Linked DNA regions of Homo sapiens: region 2 is linked to region 1. A link is an interaction called in ENCODE POLR2A ChIA-PET data of the cell type or tissue named here. Cell type or tissue: GM12878. All regions are shown on one strand. Each heading gives the region's core, and the rest is flanking DNA. Links, peaks and the distances in the headings are about the cores only.

The links. Peaks named below come from ENCODE experiments on the same cell type or tissue, not always from the same donor. Only the 100,000 strongest peaks of a DNase experiment are listed, where the experiment ranks them.
Region 2: POLR2A ChIA-PET joins it to region 1 with 8 read pairs; 2 of 35 experiments call an interaction of 5 or more read pairs at or near these places.

The regions. Positions count from the first base shown.
Region 1 is chr10:16,188,104-16,203,281 of GRCh38, reverse strand. No RefSeq gene overlaps it. Among named protein-coding and RNA genes, the nearest start is that of LINC02654, 82 kb to the left of the region's middle. RefSeq lists enhancers at 6,695-7,254, 7,255-7,816. In GM12878, for the core only: no CTCF peak of the experiment used is centred there; a DNase peak (open chromatin) is centred at 7,881.
Region 2 is chr10:16,579,492-16,594,669 of GRCh38, reverse strand. RSU1 (Ras suppressor protein 1) reads left to right here. Exons shown (of 9, transcript NM_012425.4): 9 at 1,174-4,059. The coding sequence ends at 1,276. Among named protein-coding and RNA genes, the nearest start is that of C1QL3, 65 kb to the right of the region's middle. RefSeq lists an enhancer at 7,975-8,214. In GM12878, for the core only: no CTCF peak of the experiment used is centred there; DNase peaks (open chromatin) are centred at 8,119 and 9,359; H3K4me3 peaks cover 1,261 bases; H3K27ac peaks cover 2,699 bases.

The DNA.
Region 1 (15,178 bases), core at 5,913-10,912:
ACCCAGAAATAAATCCATACACCTGCAGTGAACTCATTTTTGACGAAGGTGCCAAGAACATACATTGGAGAAAGTATACCTTCTTTAATAAATAATACTGGGAAAACTGGATATCCACATGCAGAAGAATGAAACTATGAAACTTGACCCCTATCTCTCACATTATACAAAAATCATATCAAATGGATTAAAGACTTAAATCTAAGACCTCAAACTATGAAACGACTACAAGAAAAGGTTGGGGAAAATCTCTAGGATATTGGTCTGAACAAAAATTTCTTAATAGCGCACAAGCACAGGAAACCAAAGCAAAAATGGACAAATGGGATCACAGCAAGTTAAAAAGCTTCAGCACAGTGAAGGAAACCACAAATTGAAGAGACAACCCACAGGATGAGAAAAAATATTTGCAAACTGTCCATCTGACAGGGGATTAATAACCAGAATATATAAGGAGCTCAAATGACTATATAGAAAAAAATCTAATAATCTGATCAAAAAATGGGCAAAAGAATTGAATAGCATTCTCAAAAGAAAACATACAAATGGCAAACAGCCATATGAAAAAGTATTCAACATCACTGATCATCAGAGGATTGCAAATCAAAACTACAGTATCATCTCACCCCAGTTCAAATGGCTTATATCCAAAAATAAGCAATAACAAAGGTTGGTGAGGATATGGATAGAAGGGAATCCTTGTACACTGTTGGTGGGAATGTAAATTAGTACAACCACTATGGAGGACAGTTTGGAGGTTCCTTAAAAGACTAAAAAGAGAGCTACCATACAATCCAGCAATCCCACTGCTGAGTATATACCCAAAAGAAATGAAATCAGGATATCAAAGAGATATTGTCACTCCCATGTTTGTTGCAGCACTCTTCACAATAACCAAGATTTGGAAGCAACCTAAATGTCCATCAAACAGATGATTGCATAAAGAAAATGGTACATATACACAATGGGATACTACACAGCCTTAAAAAAGAATGAGATCCTGTCATCTGCAACAACATGGATGGAACTGAAGGTCATTATGTTAAGTGAAATAAGCGAGGCACAGAAAGACAAACTTCTCATGTTCTCACTTACTTGTGGGTGTCAAAAAAAAAAAAAAATGAACTCATGGAGATAGAGAGTAGAAGGATAGTTACCAGAGGTTTGGAAGGATAGTAGGTGGTCAAGGGAAGGTGGAGATGGGTACTGGGTATCAAAAAATATATAGTTAGAAAGAATCAATAAGACCTAGTATTTGATAGCACAACAGGGGTGACTATCATCAATAATAATTTAATTGTACATTTTAAAATTACTAAAAGAATATAATTGGATTGTTTGTAACACAAAGTATAAATGCTTGAGGGACTGGACACCCCATTTCCCATGATGTGATTATTACTTACTGCATGCCTGTATCAAATATCTCATGCACCTCATAAATATATACACCTACTATGTACCCACAAACATTTTAAAAACAAAAAATGTAAGAACTTGGATGGTATGTATATACATCAATTTCAAGATAATGTTAACCTCAAGGAAGGGAAAGAAAATAGGATTCTTGGTGGACTCAACTGTATCTCCAGCATTTTATTTCTTAAAAAACTTATATTTGAAATAAATATAAAAATATTAAGCTTTTAAAAATCTGGGTCAGCGTAGGCTATCTAGTATATTACGTAATTTCTGAATATTTATAATATTTCATAACTTTAAAAAAACTCAAAACATTAAAAGCATATGTATAATGCATATGTATTTGTGTGTATATATATGTATATGTATACACACATAAATGTGTTTCAGTATGCATAGAGTATTTCTGAAAATATTTACAAGAACTGGGGAAGGAGATGGTGGTACTAGTCTACTGGAAGTTTAGGGAGACAGGACCTTTAAAATTTTGTACTATTTGTATGAATTTCCTTATCTAAATAAATACCTTTCTTTTTAACAAGTGAAGTAATTGCAAGTAATTATAAGGGATGTCTCACAGAGTTATCTTGCATATTTTCTGGGTATATAGATTGCTTTATGTATATTGTTTATGATGCTAACACTTTTATTTCTGTTCTTTTGGAAATCCTCAGTATAACAAGGTATTTAATGTCTAGCCTTCTTGTCTCCCTTTATTTACTCAACTTTCTTAAGAAATACTCAATGCCACTGGTATTTGATAACCCGAATATTTGGTTACTATGCCGTTATTTGCAAAAGCAAAACAACACATCCACTTTAAGAGGTAATAAGCTACAAACTCTTGGTTTTTAAAAGGCTTCTTTACAGGTGAATAGTAAATGCTACCTCCTCCCTTCATTATGTTCATTGTTGGTAATTCAAATACATTTATTTACTGAAAAGCAATAACATATTTGGTTTCTTGAAAGTTTTTTAATGTTTGGTATAGTCTTGACCCTCCAGTCTACTTCTGTTCACACACCACTTAGAGATGTATTTCTAGAGTTTTAGTTTTAGTAGTAAGACTTACCTTGATGCACAGAAGGATAGTTGATGTCAGCTACTTTGTGTTACATAGAAGAAAAAGCTGAAGGAAGGTTTATGTTCTGTGTTACTAGTCTGAGCCTCTTAGTCATTGTCAGGTGCCACCATCAGATCCTGGTTTTCTTCTCAACATTCTCTCATTCACCAACTTGGCCCTACCCTTGTGAGGAAATCATGCAATGTATTTGTAGTTTCCTCAAAAGATTTTCTCAACCTCTTCTTTCATACTTTGAATTTTCCATCTCCTTCACTTATAATATCCTTTTCCTTCTTCTTTTTTTTTTTTTTTTTTTTTTTGAGATGGAGTCTCACTCTGTCACCAGTCTGGAGTGCAATGGTGTGATCTCAGCTCACTGCAACCTCCGCCTCCCAGGTTCAAGTGATTCTCCTGCCTCAGCCTCCCGCATAGCTGGGACTACAGGCATATGCCACCACGCCCAGCTAATTTTTGTATTTTTAGAGATGGAGTTTAACCATGTTGGCCAGGATGGTCTCGATCTCTTGACCTCATGATCTGCCCACCTCAGCCTCCCAAAGTGCTGGGACTACAGGCATGAGCCACCATGCCCAGCCTCCTTTTTCTTTTAATTGTTCTCAAGCTCTTTGTTTTGTACATATTTACATACAGTAAGATTGTAAACACTGTGAGAGAAGAAGCCTTCTTTGTTTCTTCAATTAGTCCAAAGCAATTTAAAAGAAAAGCACTAAGTACTACTTTGTGTCAGGCCCTGTGCCAGGAGCTGGGGATGTAAAAGTGCATATGACACTCTGGGACCCTGGGAGATTCATAATATTCTCCTGTAATATCTTTTAGTAAATATTCAATAAACTCTTGTTATTGGAGACATAGAAAAACCACAGTCTTGTTTACCTACCCAGTCAAGACAGAAGCCTGGCAAGAACTATAATCCTATTAACCCCTCAATAATGTGTAAACATACATTGTTTTAATCAAGTGTATCAAAATTTGATAAAACAATATAGTTCAATGAAATATCCCAGATTTCTGTCTTCTAGAGCCTAAGAAAACAGTCAGTTGCATGTGGATCTTTGATGATATCATCAAATATATAACACAATGTTGGAAATGTCAATTCCCAACATTGTGCTTATATATTGTTTTAACAATACAAACTATAAACAGCATTCTCCAGTTGAAAAATTATTTTTTTATAATTGAACAGAAATAATATGTTTGAAATAGGAATTCAGCAGGAGTTGTTTCTCAGGACACAGGTCACAAAGACCCCGCTGATTAAATAGAAAAAAAAAAAAAAAAGCCAGCCAAAACCTGCCAAAACCAAGATGGTGACAAAAGTACCATCTGGTTACCCTCGCTCTTCATTATACGCTAATTATAATACATTAGTATACTAAAGGAAACTCATACCAGTGCCATGACAGTTTACAAATGCCATGGCAACATTCATAAGTTACCCTATATGGTCTGAAAGAGAAAGGGACCCTCAGTTCCCGGAATTCCCTGCCCCTTTCCCAGAAAACTCCTGAATGATCCATCCCTTGCTTAGCACATAATCAAGAAATAACCATAAGTATGGTCAGCCAAGCAGCCACACTGCTACTTTGCCTGTGGGGTAGCCACCCTTTTATTCCTTTACTTTTTGTTCTGTTTTGTTTGTTTGTTTGTTTGTTTTAAGATGGAGTTTCGCTCTTGTTGCCCAGGATGGAGTGCAATGGCATGATCACAGCTCACTACAACCTCTGCCTCCCAGGTTCAAGGAATTCTCCTGCCCACCTCAGCCTCCTGAGTAGCTGGGATTGCAGGTGCCCAGCACCATGCCTGGCTAATTTTATATATATATATATATTTCTTTAAGATGAAGTTTCACTCTTGTCGCCCAGGCTGGAGTGCAATGGCATGATCTTGGCTCACTGCAACTGTAGCAGGACGAGCCACAGACAAAACCTCTCAGACACCAAGTTGTAGAAGGAAGGGCTTTATTCCGCTGGGAGCATCCACAAGCTACTGCCTTAAAATCCGAGCTCCCCGAATGCACAACTTCTGTCCTTTTAAGGGCTCACAACACTGAAGATTTCACATGAAAGGGTCGTGATTAATTTGAGCAAGCAAGGGGTACGTGACAGGGGCTGCATGCCCAGTGGTCAGAGAGAAAGAGAACAGGGCAGGGAGTTTCACGATGTTCTTCTATACAATGTCTGGAATCTATGAATAACATTGGTTTCTAAGTCATGAGTTGATTTTTAACTACTAGGTTTAGGCCAGGCAGGCCCAGGTCCGGTTTTGGGCCTGCTGCCGGGCTGCCTGTCTTTGATTTCACTTCCTTGTTATTTCTTTTTTCTTAAAACAGGTACTGAGTATAAAACAATATAAAACAAAATGAGAGGGTCTCTCTCTTCCCTCACAACCTCTGCCTCCTGGGTTCAAGTGATTCTCCTCCCTCAGCCTCCTGAGTAGCTGGGACTACAGGTGCCCACAACCATGCCCAGCTAATTTTTATATACATATAATATATATATATATATATATTTTTTTTTTTAGTAGAGATGGGGTCTCATCATGTTGGCCAGGCTGGTCTCGAACTCCTGACCTCAGGTGACCCACCTGCCTCAGCCTCTCAAAGTGCTGGGATTACAGGCATGAGCCACTGTGCCCAGCCTTTCCTTTCCTTTTTAATAAGCTTGCTTTCACTTTACTCTGTCAGCTCGTTCTTGAGTTCTTTCCTACTGGAACCCAAGAACCCCTATGGTCTCCCAGGCTGAGCCCCAATTTTGGGGTTCACTCTGTGGCATTTTCATGAATTCCAACAATAAAGAACCTGCTATTTATAAACTTTTTTGACTGCAACACTGAATAGATAAAACTTACCTCTCCTGCTCAGATCTGGAAATGTTTATCAACTCTGAGCAGGCCCTAGACAAAATAGAAAGGCCACTAGACTTTAACTGTTTCATTCAAACAGAACAGTTCAAAAATCTCCAAAAGAGAAAAAAGAGCCAGAGGTTGTCATTTTAATCCTGTCCAGTAAAAGAGTGCAATATAAATAAAAATGGATGGAAATGCTCTCACCCATTTAAAACTTATGGCTTAAGCTGAAGAACAAATCATTTTTCAAAAATGTTACAGAAGTACAAGAAAAGCTCAAAATCCTCTGGTCAAATTTCTTTTTTATTACGCCAAATGAGAATTTTAAATGAAACCATGTCAAGAATACAGTGGTGCTTACTAGAGAAGGCAACAAAATTTCAGGCAACAATTCTAATGTTTGCACTTAGAATAGAGGAAAAGTGTTCATTTATTAAAAAAAGTATGCATGGCTGGACTTGGTGGCTCACGCCAATAATCCCAGCATTTTGGGAGGCCCAGGCGGGCAGATTGTTTGAGACCAGGAGTTCAAGACCAGCCTGGCCAACATGATTGATGTCTTATGTCTCCCCAAAACATAAAGAAACTGTTAGAAACAAGAGCTTGGAGTCACACGGGAAACAAGCACTCAAAGGATTTCTCAACAAGGCAAATTTACTTCTTCGGAAGGCTGCTGCTTGCACTTCTGGCCACTGCGAGATGACACTGAACAAAGGAGGGAAGGGGTTTTTATCCCCAGTGCAGTTATTCCCTGCTTCTGTGTCCCCATTGGCTGGAGCTGTACTGCACAATCCAAAGTGACACAATTGGCTACCATTAAAATTGAATATGGCTAATTAGGCGGGAAGGGAGAGGCTGTCCGTTATGGTACAAGGCATGTTTGGGCATGTCAGGGCACAGCAAAGCCAGAAGGGTAGTTTTGGCAGGAAGAGCTGTTTCGGCAGGAGAGGCAGTTTACAGAATGGGTAGCCAGGAGCAAAGAGGACTTCTTCCAAATAAGGAAGAGATATGAGTTACAGATTGGGACTGTCGGGAGAAGTTGTTTATGGAGCAGGTAGCTTAGGAGAAGGGACTAGGAAGTTGATCTCAAGAACAAAGAACAAAGAGGTCAAAAATTAAACCTTTGAAGAGGAACTTAGTGTATCTGACAAAACCAAGTTGTAACCCAACCACCTTGGGTGCATGTTCTCAGGATCTACCTCTTGAGCCTGTGTCTCGGGCCTTGGTCTGTCATATTTAACTTGGAATAAACCTCTTTAAATATTTTATGGTCTGACTCTGTTCCTAGAAAGAAACTCAGTCTGAAAGGAAGTGACCCCTGAGTGAGAGCCCTTATCTAGAAATGGAGCATTCAATCTTTAGGTCAAAATTCCACTTGCTATTTAGAAGTAAGTTGTGTGGACTTTTATCATTATAATAAGCATTTATAGTCATAGTGTAAGCAGTTGAGGTAGATGTTAAAGACCTGCATCAGAACTGAGGGTGTTTTCTATGCTCCTTATTTAACCAAGGGAGGTTTAGAATCTTTGCTTTTCCAGGTTTAGGCACATTTCATATTTCTTCCTTTCCAGTTTGAATGATGATATATTCCACTGTGTTTCTTTATCCATTCAATAAAAACCTTTTAGTAACTTCTACTTTTATATAGTCTTGGAGGAAATTAAAATATTTTACCCCAAAATATATTTCTTTGATATACTTTGAAATGGCTTTCTCTTAGCCACCTGACAGAACTGGCCTTACAAAGCACTCTTAAGTGGAGAAAATTTGCATCTGTAGAGAGTCTCCATTAATGCAGCCATGCCCCCTCACCTTTCTGAGCCTTTCTCCATATCCAGGAGAGATTGAGAGTCTGATGCCTTTAAAAGTTTAAAAAGAAACGTTTACCATCCATTGTCTCTGTTGGAGGTTTCATCTACGTAACAATGCCACCTTTGCTAATCAAGCCTCTTCTCCCCTTCCCATAACCTATTTTACCAGAATCTAAGTCCTCATTCTTTCTGTAACCTCTAAATGGTATATAAATTTCTGGAACTCATTGGGAAATTGGTTCTTCATTATGAAGGCTCCCATGTATACATGTTGAGAACATTTGTATGCCTTTTCTCCTGTTAATCAATCTGCCTATGCCACTGATTTTTAGCAAACCTTTAGGCGGCCAAGGGCCTTTGGCCCCCAGTCTTAAAATACTCTTCACCTTTCATGTATTTGATAAGTAGGACCTTGTGTTTCTGGATATTTGTCCCAAGTGAGGATGGCTTTGGGAAACAAGACAAATGCAAAATGTCTTGTAAAGCCGAGTGTCACAAGATGTTAAGACATCACAAGGAGAGGACTCAGCAGCTTTTCAGTAGCAGACAAATAGAGCAGTGACAGGTGATTTGGCCTGTCTCTTCCAGGGTAATCCCTCCAGCTCCTGTCAAATGCTATGGGTGGTTATGATGTTGTCTACACAAGGGACTAAAAGTGGAAAAAAGGTCTGAGTAATGCTGTGCTACAGGAAGGGGTTTTTGTGGTCTATGTAAGTTATTAAAATCTGCATTGACAACTTCCTATGTGGTTCTTCAGCTATTCAAAGAAAATAAAACCTCCTAAGTTATTTCCAGGCACACTGGTCTTTTTCTTTTAACTTACTCAGACATCACAAAGTGCCTAGACAATTGAAAGTTGGTCCTGATGACTCAATCTTTCCCCACCAAAGTTGTGAACACTGGAGGAAATAATGGATATTATTAGATAGTGCTTGACACATAATAGTTATGTAATTAATGTTTGTTTTCAAAAAGCTGGTGAGCAACAGCCTGAAATTGACGTTTTTTGTTCCTTCACCTTTAAGGGAAAGAGACCTGCAGTTAAATTTGAAATGATGGACAACTTGACCCCAAAAAGACCTTGCTGTAATTTGAATTCCTGTTGGCTGTCTGAAAGGTGAGATAAGGTTAGAGCTAAAGGTGAGTAAAGTAGACTAAAAGGCACTTCAAGCCTGGAAAACTTGTTTGCTTAGATGCAGTTTTATCCATACAATCACAGTCATATTTCTATTTGTGTTTCATATCAGATGGTGGCCTGGTAGGTATTTCTTGGTGCGAGTATGAACTCTAGACTGAAACAGGATTGAAGAACAGAGTAATTTAAGCAAATATTGAATTTCAAATGCAAGGTCTCACTTAAATGTAGGTAGAAGAGTCCACCTGTATTTAAAGAACAATGTAAGTATTAATATAAAAGAGAAAGATGACACAGAAAAATCAAGGAGACCAAAAGATGGTTATTTGAGAAGGTCACTGACATTGATAAAATAGATATTAAGAGTATGTGGGAGTGACTGAAAGGGAATTATTGGCCTTTGTGCCCAAATATCTTTCCCAGTTACCCAAACAGTGATATTACTCAATTCACTAGTTAAGACATTGATATGTCTTATTCAGATGGAAAATAAAGTTTGAATAGAATAAAATATGAAATCATCACCAGCTATTAATATCTTATGGTTATTATATTACTAGGTCGGTTGGAGTCTTAGAGATGGGTCAAAGGACGGGTAAGTTTTGATGAGGGACAGGGTTTGGGAGGTTCAGAAGATAAGAGGATACCTAACGTTCCATCTTGCTGAAGAAGAAACCAAAGCAATAGAAAGAATTGTGCCTTATGCTGAAAGATGATTCCAGTTTTATTTCCAGAATGTTTTTTCCTCTTGGAACATATGTGTAGATTTAAATGTGACTTCTGTTGAGCCGTATTAATTCTCCTATCTTTTTCCTTAAAATGTACAATAAGAAACAAAGAAGACTAGCTCCCTCTAAGAAGAAAACAGACTATGATACGATAGAGAAATGTTGATGAAAAGAGTCAAAACCTGTAAAATATTTAGAGAGGTTTATTCTGAGGCAAATATGGGTAGCCAGTGACGCAGCCCCAGGAGGTCTTGAGAACATGTCCCCAAAGTGGTTGGTTTACAGATTAATTTTTATTTTTTTTTTTGAGATGGAGTTTTACTCTTGTTGCCCAGGCTGGAGTGCAGTGGTGCAATCTTGGCTCACTGCAACCTCTGCCTCCCAGGTTCAAGTGGTTCTCCTGCCTCAGCCTCCCAAGTAAATGGGATTACAGGCATGCACCACCACACCTGGCTATTTTTGTATTTTTAGTAGAGACAGGATTTCACCATGTTGGCCAGTCTTGTCTCGAACTCTTGACCTTAAGTAATCTGGCCACCCTGGCTTCCCAAAGTGCTGGGATTACAGGCCTGAGCCACTGTGCCCTGCCTACAGCTTGATTTTATACATTTTTGGGAAACAGAAGTTACAGGCCAGCATCAATCACTACTTGTAAGGTACACATTTGTTCAGTATGGAAAGGCAGGGCAACTCGAAGCGGAGGGTTCCAGGTCATAGGTAGTTACCAAGATTTTCTGATGTGGTTGAAAGGATTAGGTTATTATCTAAAGACCTGGAATCAACAGAAAGGAATGTCTAAGTTAAGATAAGGGGTTGTGGAAACCATGGTTGTTATGCAGATGAAACCCTAAGTAGCAGGCTTTAGAGAGATTACATGGTAAAGGTGCCAGACTCTTAGTTAAATCTCTCTTGGATCCGGAAAAGACCTGGAAAGGGAAGGGTGTTCTCTACAGAAAGTAGATTTTCCCCACAAGAGACAGCTTTGCAGGACCACTTCAAAATATGTCAGAGACATATATTTTGGGGTAAAATACTTTGATTTTTTTTCAGTATCTGCTATCTTTGATGTGATACTATACTGGAGTCAGATTAGAATTTGGTATCTTATTACTACAAAGAGCTTGTTTTGTCACTCATAAGATCTCTGTTTCAGTGTTAATGCTGGGTAGCTGTGATGGAATTCCAAAGAGAGGAGAGTATAATGAGGCATGTCCAATACCCAGCCCCCTTCCCATCATAGCCTAAACTAGTTTTTCATGTTTATTGTGGAATTCCCTTGGCTGAGAGTGGGATCCATTCAGTCTGTTTTGGGGATTAGAATTTTATTTTTGCTTTACTGAAGAAAGGCTATTACTTGAAGCAAGTGAAAAATGCTATATGCAAATTATGAGAATACACAAACACCTACATCTACATCTACCTAAGGAATGGCTAATTCTATTTGTCAGCTTGACTGGGCTAAAAGATGCCCAGATAGCTGGTAAAACATTATGTATGGGTATGTTTGTGAGAGCTTTTCTGGAAGAGATTAGCATTAGAATCAGTAGACTGAGTAAAGAAGAACAACTTCACCAATATGTGTGGACATCGTCCAGTCCATTGAGAGCCCAAATAGAACAAACGGTGGAGGAAGGGTGAATCATTCTGTTTAAATTGGGTCATTCGTCTTCTCCTGCCCTGGGAGATTGGAGCACCTCGTTCTCAGGCCTTCTGACTCAGACATGGACTTAACACTATCAGCCCTGCCCCAGTTTAAGGCCTTCAGACTCAAACTGAGTAACACTACCAGCCTTCCTGGTTCTCCAAGGTTGCAGATTGCAGAGTGTGGGACCTGTTGGCTTCCATAATCATCTGAGCCAATTACCATAATAAACCCATACCCCTGGATTCTCCTCTACTTAAGGGTTATAGCCCCGTAAGTCATGTTTATTGTGGAAATGTGAAAATGCATTTAATACACCTAACCTACCTACCATCATAGCCTACCTTAAACATTCTCAGAACATTTATATTAGCCTATAGTTGGGCAAAGCATCTAACACAAAGCCTATTTTATAACAATCTGTTAAATATCTCATGTAATATATTGAATATTTTATTAAAATATACCACTTTTATACCATCAGTAAGTTGAAAAATCGTAAGTGAAACCATCATAAGTTGGTGACTGTATGTCTGTGTATATATATATATGTGTGTGTGTGTGTGTGTGCACATAGATACCTATCTATAGATCTCTACATAGGTTCTGTTTCTTTGGAGAAACCTAACTAATACAGATTTTGGTACTGAGAGTGTTTATAGAGCAATCAAATTTTAATAATGACTTTCTTAATTAGATCTAGGGTTTCTGGAATTGGCTTTCACATCTGATTAGATTTAAAGGCAATAGTGATGCTATTTCCAGTGGTAAAGAGAGCACTGATCGTCTAAGCCATCATCTGTTTATAGAGACATGCATATTATCTGCACTGGATACTCATAATTAACTACTTACAAGAAGCAAGGAGTTTGGTGACTCTGTATATGATTGATACTTTTGGACATTTTTTGAATACTAAGGAACATAATGATGTCAGATGGTTGTTTCTAATGTTATTGGAAAAAGTGTTGAAATAAATGAATGAACTCAAGGATTTGAATTCCCAGCTCAAGAGACTCATAAATGAACCTGGGCAACGTGGCAAAACCCCGTCTCTACTAAAAATACAAAAATTAATCGGGTTTGATGGTACATGCCTGTAGCCCCAGTCACTCGGAAGCCTGAGGCATAAGAATTGCTTGAACCTGGGAGGTGGAGGTTTTAGTGAGCCGAAATTGCACCATAGCACTCCAGCCTAGGTGACACAGCAAGAGTCTGTGTCAAAAAAAAAAAAAAAAAAAAGAGAGAGTGAGAGAAAGAGACCCATAAATGACCTAAGAGTTTCTAAGTGTCCTCTGAAGGAGGGCATTATCACTTGTAGCCACAGGGTGGAAATTGCTGAAAATTAAGAACTTCGTCCTGCAATTGGCTGAATTTTAATGCGAGATGAAGTCCCAGCTCTACAGGGTGACTGCTGTTAAAGTGAGGGCAACTTATTGGGGAAAAAATGTAAGTTGGGATGGGGGCCTGTGGAAATACCCTGACGCAGCTGGGGACACTAAGCCCCTGAATTATGATGAATCTTCTTTGACATTGAAAGCAGTCTCCCCACACCAATGGAAGTGGCTGCCCTACCCCAGGTGGAATTGGGTCCCCGCTACCACAGTGGTATCAGCTTTTCCGCCACCATCTGAGAGTACTAATACTGAGGAAAAGGGTAATGGCCTCCCCTGAGGCAGCTGCCACGTAAGATAATGCTGATTATCCTCAGTATCCACCCTGCTACCGCTCTTTTCTTCTAGACTTGTAACAAGACTCAAGTCTCAGCAGACCCCTAAAGATAAGGTACAAAATATGACTTATGCGGAGATGTACTACATGCCAAAAGAACTACTTGAATTCTTGAATTTTCTTTATCTTTTTTTTTTTTTTGAGATGGAGTCTCGCTTTGTTGCGCGGGCTGGGGTGCAGTGGTGCAATCTCAGCTCACCAACCTCCACCTCCCAGGTTCAAGCCATTCTCCTGCCTCAGCTTCCTGAGAAACTGGGTTTACAGGTGCACACTACCACATCTGGCTAATTTTTGTATTTTGAGTACAGATGGGGTTTCTCCATGTCAGCCAGGCTGGTTTTGAACTCCTGAACCTCGTGATCCACCCTTCTCAGCCTCCCACAGTGTTGGGATTACAGGCGTGAGCCACCGCGCTCAGCTTAACTACTTGAATTTTCTAATTCACACAAGCAAAAATCTGGGGGACATACATAGAATAGATATTAAGGGTATAGGGTAATGGTGGAAGGAACATAAAGTTGAATTGGGCTGAATTTATTGATATGGACTCACTAAGAAGAGATTCTGCATTTAATGTTCCAGTTCAGGGAGTTAGAAAGGGCTCTTTCAGTTTGTTTGGTTTATTGCTGAAACATGGATCAAAAGATGGCCCAGTATGAGCGAATTAAAAACGTTGGATCTCCCTTGATTTAATATGGAGGAAGAGATTCAAAGGCTTAGAGACACCGGAATGTTAAATTGGATTTATCATTGAAGACCTACTTACCACCCACATGGGCAGGGTCTAGAAGGCATACCATTTACCAATACTTTCAGAAATAAATTTGTGAGGGGAGCCCTAGTATCCTTGAAGAGTTCCATGATTGCTGTTCTCTGTAGGTCAGACATTTCAGTGGTAACCCCAGGTTCTTGCACTCTCCCAGGATAGAAATCAAAAGAGATCACTGAACACAAGCAGCAAACATTAAGTTTAAGTTTATTCCACCTTGTGCACAAGGGAGCTAGCCCTGAGAAAGGAAAAACAAGTGAACTGTTCCCCAAGGACAGTATGTGAGTTAGTTTTATAAGGTCTTTCCATAGGGAAAGCTTACATCAGCAGGTACATGTACAGGAGGAGCTTTTCTAACACTTGCATGGTGGTCAACATGCTTCTTCATACATTGTATGTAACATTAGCATTTTAAATCGCTACCCTGGGCATGAAAATGAGGAGGCATTAAAATGATGAAGAGGTAACTTTAGGTTGGAGTTTAAGTCTAGCTGTGCATGCAGAGCTCTGGGGAAATCCCTAGCCCTCTGAAATAGAAGCTTGTGGTTAATAGTCTCTTGGGTCTCTTGTTAGTGACTGTCTGAGAGATAAGCTAGAGTTTCAGTGAGGGGCTTTTATCCTTTTCCTCCAGACCATCTTAAAATAGGGAATCAACCAACCTGCCTGTCTCAACCTCAGCTACTCAATTAGAAAACTTAAATGCAATGAAAGTGATTGGACCTTGGGATGCCAGAGAATAAATAGTAGCACTGAACTGCCAGGAGCAAGGTCAGTGTCATTAATAATGGACAGCAGGGCGAAAGTAGTAATCAGAATAGTCTGACTTGGTCAGACCTATGGTGTTGAGCAGTTAATCACAGTGTTCCTAGAAATGAAATAGATATTGTATTAGTCAGGGTTCTCTAGAGGGACAGAGCTAATAGGATAGATGTATGTGTGTGTGTGTGTGTGTGTGTGTGTGTGTGTGTATATATATATATATATATATATATATGAGTTTATTAAGGAGTACTGACTCACACAATCACAAGGTGAGGTCTCACAGTAGGCCATCTGCAAGCTGAGGATCAAGAAAGCCAGTCTGAGTCCCAAACCTGAAGAACCTGGGGTCCAATGTTTGAGGGCAGGAAGCATCCAGCACAGGAGAAAGATAGAGGCCAGAAGACTGAACCAGTCTAGTCTTTCCTCATTCTTCTGCCTGTTTTTATTCTGGCCATGCTGGCAGCTAATTAGATGGTACCCACCCAAACTGAGGGTGAGTCTGCCTCTCCCAGTCCACTGACTCAAATGTTAATCTCCTTCGGCAACACCCTCACAGACACACCCAGGAGCAATATTTTGCATCCTTCAGTGCAATCAAGTTGACAATCAGTATTAACCACAACAGATACCAAGCCTACTAAATTCTTACATAATCTGTATAAGCAGAAAAGTTCTAGGTCAGGTGGGCAAAAGTATAACTTGAATCATAAAAACAGAGAGTCATAGCCCCTTAATGAATTCTCAGACTTGAGCCAGTTTACAGACACAGAATCACTTGAATGAAGAGAAGGAAAGGTGCCCTTGAGGAAAGTCTCTGATATACTACTGATAAATGTACATACTATTCATCTTTTTCCCACTTTTCCCCAAATTTACCTATTTTTGCCAGGGACTGCATTTAGGCAAAGAAAATAATGAGACATTTTCAGGACTACTAGGCACTGGCTACAAACTGACTAGTTCCAGGAGATCCAAATCATCATTTGACCCTCCAGTCAGAATTGGGGCTTATAGAGGTCAGGTAATGAATGGATTGTAAGCTCAGGTCTGCCCCACAGTAGAGCTAGAGGGTCTCCAACCCATCCTGTGGTTATTTCACCAATTCCAGAATGTATACTTGGGATAGACATATTCCGCAATCCTTACATTGTTTCCATGACCTTTGGATTGAGGGCTATTATTGTGGTGAAGGCCAAGTAAAAGCCACTGGAACTGCCTCCTCAGGAAAATAGTAAATCAAAAACGTT
Region 2 (15,178 bases), core at 6,013-11,012, 390 kb before region 1:
TAGATAATATATGATATATATCATATATATCATATTATCTATCATATATATCATATAATAGATATTATATATGATATATATATTTTTTTTAATTAGCTAGGCATGGTGGCATATATCTGTAGTCCAGCTACTCAGGAGGCTGAGCCATGAGATCGCTTGAGCCCAGGAGTTTGAGGCTGCAGTGAGCTATGATCATACACTGCCCTCCAGCCTGGGGAGCAGAGTGACAGAGTGAGACACTCAGGAAAAAAAAAAAAATGCCGGACGCCAGTATATGCTAAACAGCCCAAGATGCCAGCATCCAGAGAGTGTGCATATTCCTTGTGTGGATGCTGGAGCTGGGCCACCTGGTACAGGGACGTCAGGCTCTGTGCCAACCCTCATTCACAGCAACTGCGGGCTGTGGAGCCGGGTATGCCCTTGCTGCAGAGGACCTGAGACACCCACCAGGCTCTCTTGGAGACACAGTTATATCAATAAAAGGAGTTAAGTTTGAGCTGTATTTATTTTAGGGTGGCTTTTAATTTGGTTTAATCAGAATTACTCATAAATTATCGATTAATTACCTTCTGCTGTTCAGTTAAATCCTCTCAGCCACGGAGCCAGCTTCGCTGCGCAATGAATGCCATCCACCGTAATTATAGGGCACTTTGTCAGCATTTAATCAGCGGTACTTATTAATGTGGCATTGATGTGTGGTGGCCAGCCCCACGCTATCCATCATGGGTGAGCAGCCAGCACAGATTTGGACACCATTGCTCTCTGTCCCATTAGCCAGCCCCTGGGCTTTCGGGCCAAGCATCATGCTCGCTTTTCACTAAATGGACACTCTGTCTCTTCCATTCAATCCCATTTTTATCACTGTCGACTTAAACACTCATAAGCTTTTGAACTTCAGTCCAGAACGGCTGAGCAGGGCCTGACCACTTCTCCCAGTGAGTGTGAAATCCCAAGAGACTGGTCCGTGATCGGACATCATGGCATGGCGTGCATGTGTAAGAGAATTTTATATTCAACACAGCGTAGCACCCAGAGAACACAGAAGTGATCTTTTGGTTTTCTTTGGCTTACTGAATATTTTTGGAGATTCTTCTATTCCTGAAAGCTCTTCCAGTGAAAGCTATCTTGTGTTGGCAAAATAGATCTGATAGTGTCCTTTCTCTGTCTTTGCAGCCTCTACGGCAGACACATGCAGGCCAACCCAGAACCACCGAAGAAGAATAATGACAAATCGAAAAAGATCAGCCGGAAACCCCTGGCAGCCAAGAACAGATAAGGAAGGGATTGGCATCGGCTGGCCTTCCAGCACCTTCTCTCTCCAACACTTCATTCTCTCTTGCCCTGTCTCTCAAATAAACCCAATGCTGCGTGTGAGGCCTTTTTTATTTTTCTTTTCACTCTCTTTCTAATGCTTCCCACCTTACCTTTTAGATTCTTTTGCTAGGTGGGAGATTGTTATAAGGTCTTTAAACCATTTCCATTTGTTTCTTTAACATTACCAAAAGCAGGGAACAAAGCTCTTATTCAACTGCGAATTCCATAGTGGGCTCTGGCTTTTCTTGAATAGATATCACAAGGTTGCTTATTATCAAAAGAATAATTAAAATCATGTAACCATTTAAATGTCACTGTTAACACTTTTCACTCTTTCTGTTGATTCACCTAACTCATTATTTTGCTTTATTAAAAGTCTTCCTTCACCACCGAGATATGCTAATTTAACTTACAAATGATTTTAATAAAATCTTGAGTTTGTATCACATGTTACTTATTGACTCAGAATAAAAGAACAGTCTGATCTTGGGGTATAACACATTTTCATTTACTTTTCTCCCCCAAAATCATCTTATCCAATTTTATTGGTTATACATGATAAACTTTTCATGAAAGAAATGCAAAATTAAATCACAGTTCGTTTCTTCTCACATTAATTTGTCAAGTTTTTTTTTTCTTTGAAGACTTTCTAAATTAGGAAGCAGAAAAACAAATCTCTAGGAGATTCTGCCAAAGGATTTTGGAAAGTAGCATTCCTTCGCCGAAGAAATGGTGATTTCTGCCAGGGGCTGGTAGACAAGAACTGTGAAAGAGAGAGAGAAAAAACCTCAACTGTGTATTTTGTCACGGCGGAAAATCTGCTCGCATCGAAGCATTCTTCTAAGCGACTTCGATGCCAAGGAAGTTGTGTAAATGTGCACGCGCTACACCACACCCAGGGTGGAAACCACAGTTGCAGAGTCATTAAACAATCAATTGTTTGTTTAACATCTGTGATAGGCAGCTTTCCTTCTTTTCAACAGTGATACCTACGAAAATCAAAATAAATGCAAGCTGAGGTTTTGTGCTCACTGAAAGGGCTGTCAACCCCAGAAGGCCGACACAAAAAAAATGGTATGTGAAGATGCACCGTCTTTTCAAATGGCCTGGGAGAGTCAAATGGCCTGGGAGAGGGGGCCTGCCCTTCTCTGCTGTGTCCTTTCGGCTTCCCAGTTGAGCTCCCAAGACCAGGACCCACTGGGGCATATAAAATCTCTGCTGTATCCTTTCGGCTTCCCAGTTGAGCTCCCAAGACCAGGACCCACTGGGGCATATAAAAAAGTCAAAAATCAAAATCAAACAACAAGTTCTGAGTTACTTAGGAAACAGACTTCGCATTTCAATCAGAGAGGCCACAGAGCAAGGTCTAAACTTCTGGCTTCTAGACAAATTCCTGATAGAACATTTAAATGTGGGAAGTGGCTTCCCCAGGTCCCATCCCCTGTTTAGGGATAGAGTTGATATCATTTTTATAGGTGCCATGTATGCCTCTGCCTGAATTTTTTTAATTGACTTTTGAGCTTTTGAGATTGCACGAGGGAGAACAAGGCCTTTGCTGTTGTGGATAGGAAAGACTTAACCTAAAATTAAACCAGCAAGAAAGCATTAGTAAAAATCTAACAATATGAAGGGCTCTTATGAGTCATTTTTTTCAAAAGATGAAAACTCCAGAAACGCACAGGAACGAAATACCTCCCAGAAACATGAAGCAATCATCGAAGACTCACTGGTAATATTTTTAAAAAGTATACAGATCAAAGCAAAAAGAAGCCATGTGTAACAAAGAGAAATGTGCAAATATTTTTTAAGGCAGTATTAAGTGCAAGAGGAGTAACATGAAATAAACATTCTTTCACATGGCTACTGGGAATATAAATTTCGCTCCAGAAAGGCCGTAGCAGTTTGACGATAGGTGGCAAAACCTTAAGATTGTGTACTGGGGCCCAGAATTTTTATTTCTAGGAATGTATCCTGAGGAAATTATCCGAGATCCCCACAAACTGCAATGTTTAGGAATTGTCCTTATAGCATTGCATACACAAGAAAAACAGAGAAAAGCCTGATCCCTGTCAGTGGAAAAGGGGTTCAATGAATTACGGTGTGTCTGCATGAGGCTTTTATGACATTAAAAATTGTTGAACAACGGCCAGGCACAGTGGCTCATGCCTGTAATCCTAACACTTTGGGAGGCCAAGGTGGGAAGATTGCCTGAGCTCAGGAGTTTGAGACCAGCCTGGGCAACACGGTGAAACCCCGTCTCTACTAAAATACAAAAAATTAGCCGGGCGTCGCAGCATGCGCCTGTAGTCCCAGCTGCTCAGGAGGCTGAGGCAGGAGAATTGATTGAACCCGGGAGGCAGAGGTTGCACTGAGCTGAGATTAAGCCACCGCACTCCAGCCTGGGCGACAGAGCAAGATTCCGTTCCCAAGAAAAAAAAATTGTTCAACAATAAGGGCAAAGGGAGAGAATCATAACATCTGATTAAACAGAAAAAGCAAGATTTTTAAAACTAACTATATAAGGATGGTCCCAGCTGTGTCAAAAGGAAGCTTGTTTGTAATACGTGTGCATAAAAATTAAATAGAGGTGAACACAATTATTTTAAGGCAGTTAAATTATCTCTGTATTGTGAACTAAGACTTTCTAGAATTTTACTTATTCATTCTGTACTTAAATTTTTTCTAATGAACACATATACTTTTGTAATCAGAAAATATTAAATGCATGTATTTTTCAAAATCAAATTGGTATGTCATGGTATATTATGCAATCCAGGAAATATATATTTAAGCTCAAGGCATAATATAAAATGTCAGGAGGGTTTTTTCTCTTTTTGTTACCAAAATGGATTTCACGTCTTTTCCTACAGTTTTTAGTTACTTGATATCTGGATCAGCAAACAAAATATCCAAAGTTTGAAAGGTGGCCTTTTTTTTTTTTGAGACGGAGTCTCTCTCTGTCACCTAGGCTGAAATGCAATAGCGTGATCTCAGCCTACTGCCACCTCCGCCTCCCGGGTTCAAGCGATTCTCCTGTCTCAGCCTCCCGAGTAGCTGGGATTCCGGCACCCGCCACCACGCCCAATTAATTTTTGTATTTTTAGTAGAGACGGGGTTTCACCATGTTGGCCAGGCTGGTCTCGAACTCCTGGCCTCAGGTGATCCATCTGCCCGCCTCGTCCTCCAAAAGTGCTGAAATTACAGGCATGAGCCACTGCGCCCGGCTGAAAGGTGGCCTTTTCACAAAGATAACCTAACCTTTTTAGCCCAATGATGAAATTAGCTGGCCCCCCCACCCCGCCTTTGATGCCTTGCAGTCTGGTCTTCCAAGTGCTAAGAGCCCACATGGGAAGCCGTGCATATTTTTTTATTCCTCATTCGAAACTTCTTCCACAGGGTTTCTCCCCTTTATGTAAAACACTGTCCTTGCCCACGTGGCTAGGTAGCTTAGAGATGTTATGCAAAATACTTTCATACACATAATCACATGGTTTGTGCAAGAGCCTTGTGGGATAGGTAAGGCAGGTTATTTGAGAATAAACTGTATAATGGTTCTCAGATCTAGGAGAGAAGTGTTTCTCTTTATTTGCTGGAGGTGATATAATGTTTATTAGGAGCCTTTTTTTTTTTTTTTTCAATTAAGGTAGGAGCAAGTAGAAAAAGTGGATGGGCCATTTGGCCACAGAACCACTTCTCTAAGCTTTGTACCGCCCTTATAATCTGTGGAAGCCACGTTAGGAAATACTCTGTGGGACAAAGCGACAGGCCCCCAGTCACATCAGGTTCACCCTTTGGAATAGAAGTGACTTGTACACCACTCTGCAGAAGTGAATCTTCACTTTGATAAACTTAAATGTAGAAGAGAAAATCCTGTGACTGCAGAGAACTGGGTTGTCCCAATCATTGTGTCCATATTCACTGAAAACACAAGTTGCCCCGTCCATGTTTTTTATCCTGTACTTTTACCTCCTTCTACAGACTCTGCACACAACACTTGTTTGTTGCCTCAGATTGCAAAGTTAAGTCACTAATAGTTCAGTTTCTAATAAAGCTTCGTAGTCATAATATCCCACAAGTACTATGTTAGAAAATCCTCTAGTCTCTACCTGCAAAACATAACATGAACTGAAGACTTTGCACCATCTTCTTCCACACTGGCCCAGGTCACCCTGCCTTCTTGCCTGCTCCACTCTGGTATCCTCTGGTGGGGCTCCTGCTTTTGCTCTTGCACTGAGATCTCCATGCAACAGAGCAAATTTTTATGTGCTGACATCACATCAGGACGCTCTTCTGCCCACTGTCTTCCAGTGAAGTCCCCTTGTGTCTTTCACTCAGAGTGAAAGCCTAGGTTACCAGGGTCTAGGGTCCCCCTACTCCTCCAGGTTCTTCCCCCTTCAAGACTTTTGTGCAGGTGATCCTTTTCTAGAATGTTCTGCCAAATGTATACCTGTAACTCCTTCATCTACTTCAAATCCTGGTTAAACAGTCACTTTCTCAACAGAGCCTCCCCTGATTACCCTGCTTTAAATTTGCAATTTATTTTGTCCGTCACCTGCCTTCCACCCCCAGCGAAGTAGAGGTTCCTCCAGGAAAAGGGTCAGCCAGCTACAGCTCAGAGGCACCCAGAAGCCAAACCTGGCCCACGCCTGTTTTTGTAAATAAAGTTGTGGGAACACAGCCATTCTCATTCACTTAAGGTCTGTGGCTGCTTTTTTCTTTCCTTTTTTTCTTTTTTAATTTTGGAAAGGGAGTCTCCCTCTCTTGCTCAGGCTAGAATGCAGTGACACAATCTCAGCTCACTGCAACCTCCACCTCCAGGATTCAAGTGGTTCTCATGCCTCAGCCTTCCAACTAGCTGGGATTACAGGTGTGCACCATCAGACCGAACTAATTTTTTTTTTTTTTTTTTTTTTTTTTTTTTGAGACGGAGTCTTGCTCTGTCTCCCAGGCTGGAGTGCAGTTTGGCTCACTGCAAGCTCCGCCTCCCGGGTTCACGCCATTCTCCTGCCTCAGCCTCCCGAGTAGCTAGGACTACAGGCACCCGCCACCATGCCTAGCTAATTTTTTGTATTTTTAGTAGAGACGGGGTTTCACCATGTTAGCCAGGATGGTCTCCATCTCCTGACCTCGTGATCCGCCCACCTCTGCCTCCCAAAGTGCTAGGATTACAGGCTTGAGCCACTGCGCCCAGCCTAATTTTTATATTTTTAATAGAGACAGGGTTTTGTCATGTTAGCCAGGCTTGTCTCGAACTCCTGGCCTCAACTGATCCATCTGCCTCAGCCTCCCAAAGTGCGGGGATTACAGGCATGAGCCACCATGCCCAGCCAGTCTGTGGCTATTTTTATGTGACCACAACAGAGCTGACTGGCTGACACAGAGACCTTATGGCTCACAAAGCAAAAGGTTTCTACTATCTGGCCCTTTGCAGAGAAACTTCTGCTGATTATTCTATCAACTGTTACATCCCCAGCACCCAGAATGGTGCCTTGTATACAATAGGGGCTCAATAATTATTTAATTGAATAGACTACAAATTGGATACTTGTGATTTGGATGATATAAAGCTAATATTAAGGTAGAGGGAAGGGAAAAAGTCCTAGACATCCCTTTTATACCTCATCATTCTGGGCTACTTTATCAAAGCTGAATTCTCCTAAGGGAAAAAAAATGTATGGATATTATTACAGGTGAGAATTTATGCAACCCTGTTAAGAGTTCAAACCTTTACCTGGATGTTTGGTTTTCCTTATAATTACACAATTGTTTCATACTTGACCATTTAGCCTTCCTCAAACAACCATCAATTTCTTCAGTAACAAAACCAGAAAGGGCTGGCACCCCAATTTACCTGTATGAACCCAGAAGAAGGGTTCATGTCAAAGCCAAAATCCAAACTGGCCTTGTCAATGTGAGTCAATTCAGATGTTTAGAAGCAGCAGAATTGGCAAGTAAAGTGAAAAGTCTCTGTTCTCTGGACATTTTGTGACCTAAAATTAGACATTAATCATTCCTGTGTGTATCTCTCCATTTATAGTATCATGTGATCCTACCATATATGGTGTGTCCTTATTTTTATAATTGATCTTCCCATCAACAACAGCTTTGGGAGACTCCTGGGCTCTAACATCATGTTTCTGTTAAGACTGCATAAACATTTTGTGTATTACCTCTTTCTTACCATATGCTTATTTTGTACACAATAGAATTTGGTGATTGGCCACTGTTAAATTTCCCTCTTAATCTATTTTCTTTTACTAATAATAGCACTCATTGATTGCAGCCTGTTCATGTATCAGGCACTTTGTTTCCTTTCATTCTCACTCAATGGATATCCTCATCTTGTGGGAAATTTGACCTCAGAGAAATTAAGGAACTTCCCGCAAGAGCCCACAGCTGGCAAGTGGCAGAGGAAGGATGGAAAAGAACATGCATTTGACTGTAGAGCTAATGTCCTTTCCTTAATCCCACATCACACTCTGCTGTCAATCAAGACTCCCTTGGCCTATCCAAAAGGCAGCAATTTTCCTTCCGATGAAGGAAGTTTCTGCTTTTGAGCTCCTTAAGTGTTCATTTTATTAACACATTCAAGTTACTGCATGATGACAGCTTTACCCCATTTCTATAAATGACAGAAACCTTTGGTTTCTGCTGTCTCTGTTCCTCATGCTTGGTCAGGCGACAGCATCTCTCTGATGGTTCAGTGATGGATTGACCAAAGCGGATAAGCCTCACTTCTGAGAATAACTTTGCCCTTTCCCCGTCTCATCCAGAAATTCACTTCCAACACTGTCCTATCAGTGAACTATTTTACTCCAAAGGGGATTCCCTCATATGACCCACCCAAAGAGCAGCGCTTCCTGAAATAGATAGAGAGTGGCTTTGGGTTTCGTTTTGAGGCAGGTTTGGGCTAGCATCATCAGACCACCTGGAGACTTTGTTTTTTAGTCATTCAATCAGAGACTGAGGGCTGGGTGAGGTGGCTCACATCTGTAATCCTAGCACTTTGGGAGACCACGGTGGGAGGATCGCTTGAACTCAGGAGTTAGAGACCAGCGTGCAACATAATGAAACGCTGTCCCTACAAAAAAAATTTTTTAGCCAGATGTGGTGGCACAGGCCTGTGGTCCCAGCTACTCGGGAAGCTGAGGTGGGAGAATCACCTGAGCCTGGAGATGAGAATTGCAGTGAGCTGTGAACTTGCCACCGCACTCCAGCCTGGGTGACATGGTGAGACTCTATCAAGGAAAGGAAAAAGGAAAGGAGAAAGGAAAGGAAAAGAAAGGAAAAAGGTAAAGAAAAAGGAAAAGGAAAAGGAAAACCAGAGAGGAGAGACCGCATCTCATCCATCCTGGTCTCACAGCTAGTGAGTACCTGAAACCTTGGACATTCAAACATTATTGCATGCATGTTCCGTTTCCACTGGAAATTTCTAATGCCCTACTGACATTTTTCCCTAAGCATTTATACTCCCTCTATAAATGGAGAGACCATGTCCTGTGATGGGATATAGGAGTCAGCCAATATCTCTATGTTTTCAGACCCAGGAATTGGGAGTGAATTAAGCAATCAGGGTTGGATACAAATATAGCATTATCAGAAAAGACTTGTAATTAGAATTGCTCATCTCCAGTTACTTATGGTTTGTGTCAGACCCTCCTTAGAATCAACAAGACTTCAGTTACATAGCTGACATACACACAGCTCCCTGGGGTCAAGAATTGTGCTGTCCCCCAACGTCCACCCCAGGAAGCCTCCCAGTGTCTGCATTCAAAGGACCAACTTTATCTGTCTCTGGAGACACAGTCTTCTGTATACATCTACTGCCCAGCACATTCTGATGCTGCCATTTCCAGTGTACAGATGTTGTCAGCAAAACTGACTCCTTCCTGCCCTAGGAAGAAAGCGCTTCCACTCACTAATAGCTGAAAGCAGGGAAAGAAGCACAGTCCATTCATAACTCCCCCAGAGCGCCACCCAAAATAGCCCTGCCACACCAGGTGGACAATCTCACTGTTTGTGTGGGCTGCTGTATTTGTCATTGTGCAATCAGGATTTTAACAAAGAGCCACTTTTTAACTCGCCGTGCACAATGCAGCTGTGAAACCAGTATTTTCATTAAGGAAGGCTGGGTCTGAGATGCAGATCATCAAACCATTTAGCAGCTCCAGTGTGACGTGGAGCTTTGCTGTTGCCGGTTAGGATCAGTAACTGGAAGGATTTGAATGAAAGGCCATAAAGACATGAGGCCAGGCACAATGGCTCATGCCTGTAATTCCAGCACTTTGGAGGCCAAGGTGGGAGGATCTCTTGAGGCCAGGAGTTTGAGACCAGTCTTGGTAACATAGGGAGACACTGTCTCTACAAAAAAATTCTTTTTTTTTTTTTTTTTTTTTTTTTTTGAGACACAGTCTTGGTCTGTCACGAAGGCTGGGGTGCAGTGGGGCGATCTCTGCTCACTACAACCTCTGCCTCCCAGGTTCAAATGATTCTCTTGCCTCAGCCTCCCAAGCAGTTGGGATTACAGGCATGCGCCACCACACCCAGCTAATTTTTTTGTATCTTTAGTAGAGACGGGGTTTGGCCATGTTGGCCAGGCTGGTCTTGAACCTCTGACCTCAGGTGAACCATGCACCTTGGCCCCCCCCAAGGTACTGGGATTACAGGCGTGAGCCGCCACCATGCCAGGTCTAAAATAAACATCCTAAAAATTAGCCAGGCATGATGGCAAGCACCTATAGTCCTAGCTACTTGTTTCCTAGGCACACTATATTCAAATACCACCAACGTGGTGGCTTGTATTCTCTAACATTGCTCTTCACCATGAAGAGCAATTAGCACAAATTGAGTTCACCATTGCACCGATGTTTCATAAACTGTCATAAAATCAGAGCTCTACAAAGACACTAATATGAAATATTTAGAAATAGTCCTTGCAGATGTAGTTAGTGATGTTAACTACATCACTAGGTAGGCTGGGGCTGGAGGATTTCTTGACCCCAGTAGTTCTAAGCTGCAGCAAGCTATGATCATGCCACTGCCCTCCAGCCTGGGTAACAGAGCAAGACCCTAGCTAAAAAAAAAAAAAAAAAAAAAAAAAAAAAAATGGTATGAGAAAGTAGTTATTTAAACCTCAGGTGTGTAAAAGATACTGGTGTCCCTGCTGGCTGGGAAGACCCCGCAGAGAGTTGGTCACACTTGCCTGCCTTGGACACTGTTCTGGGTTGAAGAGTGTGTCTCAAAGATTCATGTCCACCGGAACTCTCAGAATGTGACCTTATTTAGAAATAGTCTTTGCAGATACAGTCAGCCATGTTCAAATGAGGTTATTCTGGATTAGGGTGAGCTCTAAATCCAATGACAGTGTCCTTATGAGAAGGCTGTGTGCCAACACAGGGACATGCAGGGAAGAGACCACTTGATGAAACAGGCAGAGATTGGAGGGATACAGTAATAAGCCAAGAGAGCCTAGGACAGCCAGAAACAGGAGAAGCTGAAAGGGGCATGGAAGGGTCCTTCCCGTGAGACTTCAGAGGGATCGTGGTCTTCCTGACACCTTGATTTTTGGACTTCTCACCTCCAGAAATGTAAGAGAACACATTTCTGCTAGTTTAAGCCACCACGACATTGGTGGTACTTGGATATAGTGCACTTAGTAAACAAACACAGGCGCCCAGAACGAAGCTCAGAGCAGACGCTGCAACATGAAACGTTGCCTGCAGTGGTTGCCACTGTACTCAGAACAGGGAAGCCAGAGCAAACCAGGGCTGTCTGGCTCTGCATTCCGTTGTTGGCAGGCGCAGAACTATGTGTGACCAACTGCCTTGGATGAGGCAAATCAGCCTGGGCAGTGAATCCCCCGGAGTGCCTTGGGGACATTCTCTACCCCAGCCTTGTGTTTCCGGCTCCCCATTTAAGAACCCAAATGGGGCCAGGCACCGTGTCTCATTCCTGTAATCCCAGGACTTTGCAAGGCCAAGGCGGGCAGATCACCTGAGGTCAGGTGTTGGTGATCAGCCTGGCCAACATGGCAAAACCATGTATCTACGAAAAATACAAAAATCAGCCAGGCATGGTGGCAGGCACTTGTAATCTCAAATGCTTGGGAGGCTGAGGCAGGAGAATCGCTTGAGCCCCAGAGGCGCAGGGTGCAGTGAGCCGAGATTGTGCCATTGCACTCCAACCTGGGCAACAGAGGGAGACTCTGTCTCGGGAAAACAAAACAAAACCAAACCTGAAAGGTTCCTATTTCACCAGGTAGCTTCTGTTGCTAAAATAAAGTCTAAGAACAGAATTATCTCTTCTGTGGAAAGAAAATCTTTTTGGTTACCTCATTAAAGAATTCTCCTTTCTTTGTAGGAGTTGGGTGACATTCTATAATCATTGTTGATTTTCTGATCCAGAGCTATAAACAAAGACAAAAAGATTCAATATGAAAAGGTTTGTTTTTGTGTTTTATTTTTCCTGAGCTGGCTAAATTATGGGTTTTTTGTTGTTGTTGCCTAGGTAAGGCTTACTCAACACAGTTTTATGAACAGAATGAGAAGCTCTCATCTAATTGCCCCCATGAAAAACTGTCACAATGGGTTTGTAATAAGAGTGATTCATGAATTAATTCATCAAAAGACTATTTGTTGAACATATGTGAAATATATGCTTATATATTCACAGATTATCCCAAGAATGAGATCTAAGCAATGTAACAGAGGTTGCATCTGGGGATAGAAAATGAAGACTTATTTTTACTGTATACCCTTTTTAAAAAAGCATCAGTGTGACAATCATCATTGTGATAATCATCAATGTGTATATATATGAAATATTTAGAATTAAGTTTTTAATATGGCAATGTTTCTCTGAAATATATATATAATACACACACACACACACACACACACACACACACACACACACACACAGTTTTCGAAACAGAGTCTTGCTCTGTTGCCCAGGTTGGAGTGCAATGGCATGATCTTGGCTCACTGCAACCTCCACTTCCTGGGTTCAAGCGATTCTCCTGCCTCAGCCTCCCCAGTAGCTGGGATTACAGGGGCGTGCCACCATGCCCAGCTCATTTTTGATATTTTTAATAGAGACAGGGTTTCACCATGTTGGCCAACCTGGCCTCGAACTCCTGACCTCGTGATCAACCCACCTCTGCCTCCCAAAGTGCTGGGATTACAGGCGTGAGTGACCACACCCAGCCCTCTAAAATATTTTTAAAATAAATACTTATTGGGTGCTTATTACATGTCTATACTGCACTGATTATGAAACATCCATACACTTTTTTTTTTTTAACTTTTAGGTTCAGGGGTAAATGTGCAGGTTTTTTATATAGGTAAACTCTTGTCACAGGGGTTTGTGGTACAGATTATTTCATCACCCAGGTACTAAGCCTAGTACCCATTAGTTACTTTTTCTGATCCTCTCCCTCCTCCCACTTCAGGCAGGCCCCAGTGTCTGTGTCCATGTGTTCTCATCATTTAGCTCCCACTTGTGAGTGAGAACATGCTGTCTTTGGTTTTCTGTTCCTGCATTAGTTTGCTAAGAATAATGGCCTCCAGCTCCATCCATGTTTGTGCAAAGGACATGTTCTTGTTCTTTTTCATGGCTGCATAGAATTCGATGGTGTATATGTACCAGGTTTCATTTATCCAGTCTTCCACTGATGAACATTTAGGTTGATTGCATGTCTTGAGCATATAGTTTTAAATGAAGCAGACACAATCTCTGCCCTTATGGAACTTAATAGCCTAGCGTAATGGAAGAAACTATAAACTAATATTCACAAAATAATTGTGTCAATCAGAATTGGATAATTATCTGAAAGAGAAGAATTTGGTACTGTAAGAATGCATAATAAAAGGGACCAAGTAAGATCAGAGCATCATGGAAAACTGTTGAGGGAATTATGAGTCATCTGAAAGAAAGCAGAAGTTAACTAGACAAGAAGAAGGAAATTAGCGGCATGATGAAGCTCTTCAGCAGAACAGGAGCGTGGTCTGTTTCTCTAACTGGAAGAAGGTCAGTGTGGCTGGAGCAGAGTGAAGAGGTAGGAAAGAACAGGGACAAGACCTTGCAGGATCTTTATTCATTCAACAAGCATTCACTGGGCACCTACTCCATGCCTCATGCTGTTCCCAGCACCAGGGACACAACAGTGAACAGACACAGGGCTATTCCAGCCATCTCATGGAGGTTGGATTTGCTTACAAACCCAAAGGGAACCCACTGAAGGATTTGAAGCAGAGAATCCATATGATCCCATGTAGTTATTTAAAAGACCACTTGGGAGAGGTGGAGAATAGATGTATCAGACTGTCTTGGCACAGTAGCCCCTGGGTGATGAGCTGTGTCAGGCCATTTTCTGCATGGAGACCAAGGTGAACAAGACCAGCATTTATTTTACTGGCCTTAAATAGCAAAATGGCAGCCATTCTATTCCACAGCAATGGTATATCCATACCCATTTCCATTCTTGTAGAAAACCAAGAACTGGGAAGATGGCATTTAATCTGGTTATTGGTTTTGACTGCTAACTTTTTAAAAGGGTAATAAACTTCTTTTCAGCATGAAGACCAATTAGCACAAATTGAGTTCACCACTGCACCAGCATTTAACAAACTGTCATAAAATCAGAGCTCTACAATGACACTAATCTGAGTCCAGGCACCAACTCGTCACACTGAATCAGATAATGACATTCCTGTTATAAGACAACTTTCATTTTGCCATTTTACCCTTCAAGGGCACTAATACAGCCCTCCTAGCTTCTCATTGATTTCTTTTTCTATATGATTTCTGACTGCAAGAGAACAGAGATCACCAACTTTATAGAGATCATATGTACACATTATAAAAGAGTTCTTACCACATTTACATTTTTCACATTTTCCCAAGAATGCTTCCTTGCATATAGTTAGCAACTTATGCCATTATATATGGAGACAAGAGTAGATAGATATAAGTTTCCTACTCAGCCAATTTCGTTTAATCAAAGTTTTGGGAAAAAAAAAATACTGTCATCATCTTATCCACATCCCCCTCCTCCTCTTATACAAAGATCATAGTCTGAAAACTGGATGTCAGAGAACCTTGAAGGATGTGCTCAGGCAAGGCTTCCAGAGAACATCTTGTTCAGTCCCTTTATTTGGCTGATGAGAAAATAGAAGCACAGAGACAAGTTGAGTGATCCCAGAAATTCAAGAGTCTCACAGCAGATTAGTGGCAAAATAAAAGACAAGAATCTGGACATCCAGACATCATTAAAGAATCATCTCAGTAAAATACTAAAGAAGAATAGAAACAAACCAACGAAATGTATGCTAATGTGGTCTATCCTCAGAATTTCTTTTTTTTATTGTTTTCTTTTTGAGACAGGGTCTCATTCTGTCACCCACGCTGGAGTGCAGTGGCATGATCATGGCTCCCAACATCCTTGACATTCCAGCCTCAAGCGATTCTACCGCCTCAGCCTCCCAAGTAGCTGGGACCCTATGCACGCATGAATCAATCAATCTATCTATGTAATATATATGTATATATGTAATACATATATACACACACATATATATACACACATACATATATATATGTGTGTGTATATATATACCTCACTCTCCTGAAAAGTGGGAATGACAGTATCTGTAGCTTTTGTCTCTTTTATGAGGAGTTGAATGATTTAGGAGATTTGCTATTTGGAGACTGCATGGAGTTACCAACAGCAAAGTGTCAGTAGCCTAAGAACGTGGCATAATGGTTATTGTGCCACAGTGCAAAACACTCAGCCCCACTGTTGGATTTGAAGGCAAACCACCAGGGTCAAGTCAAGCTGATTCAAAGCCCACATGGTAAAAGCCCT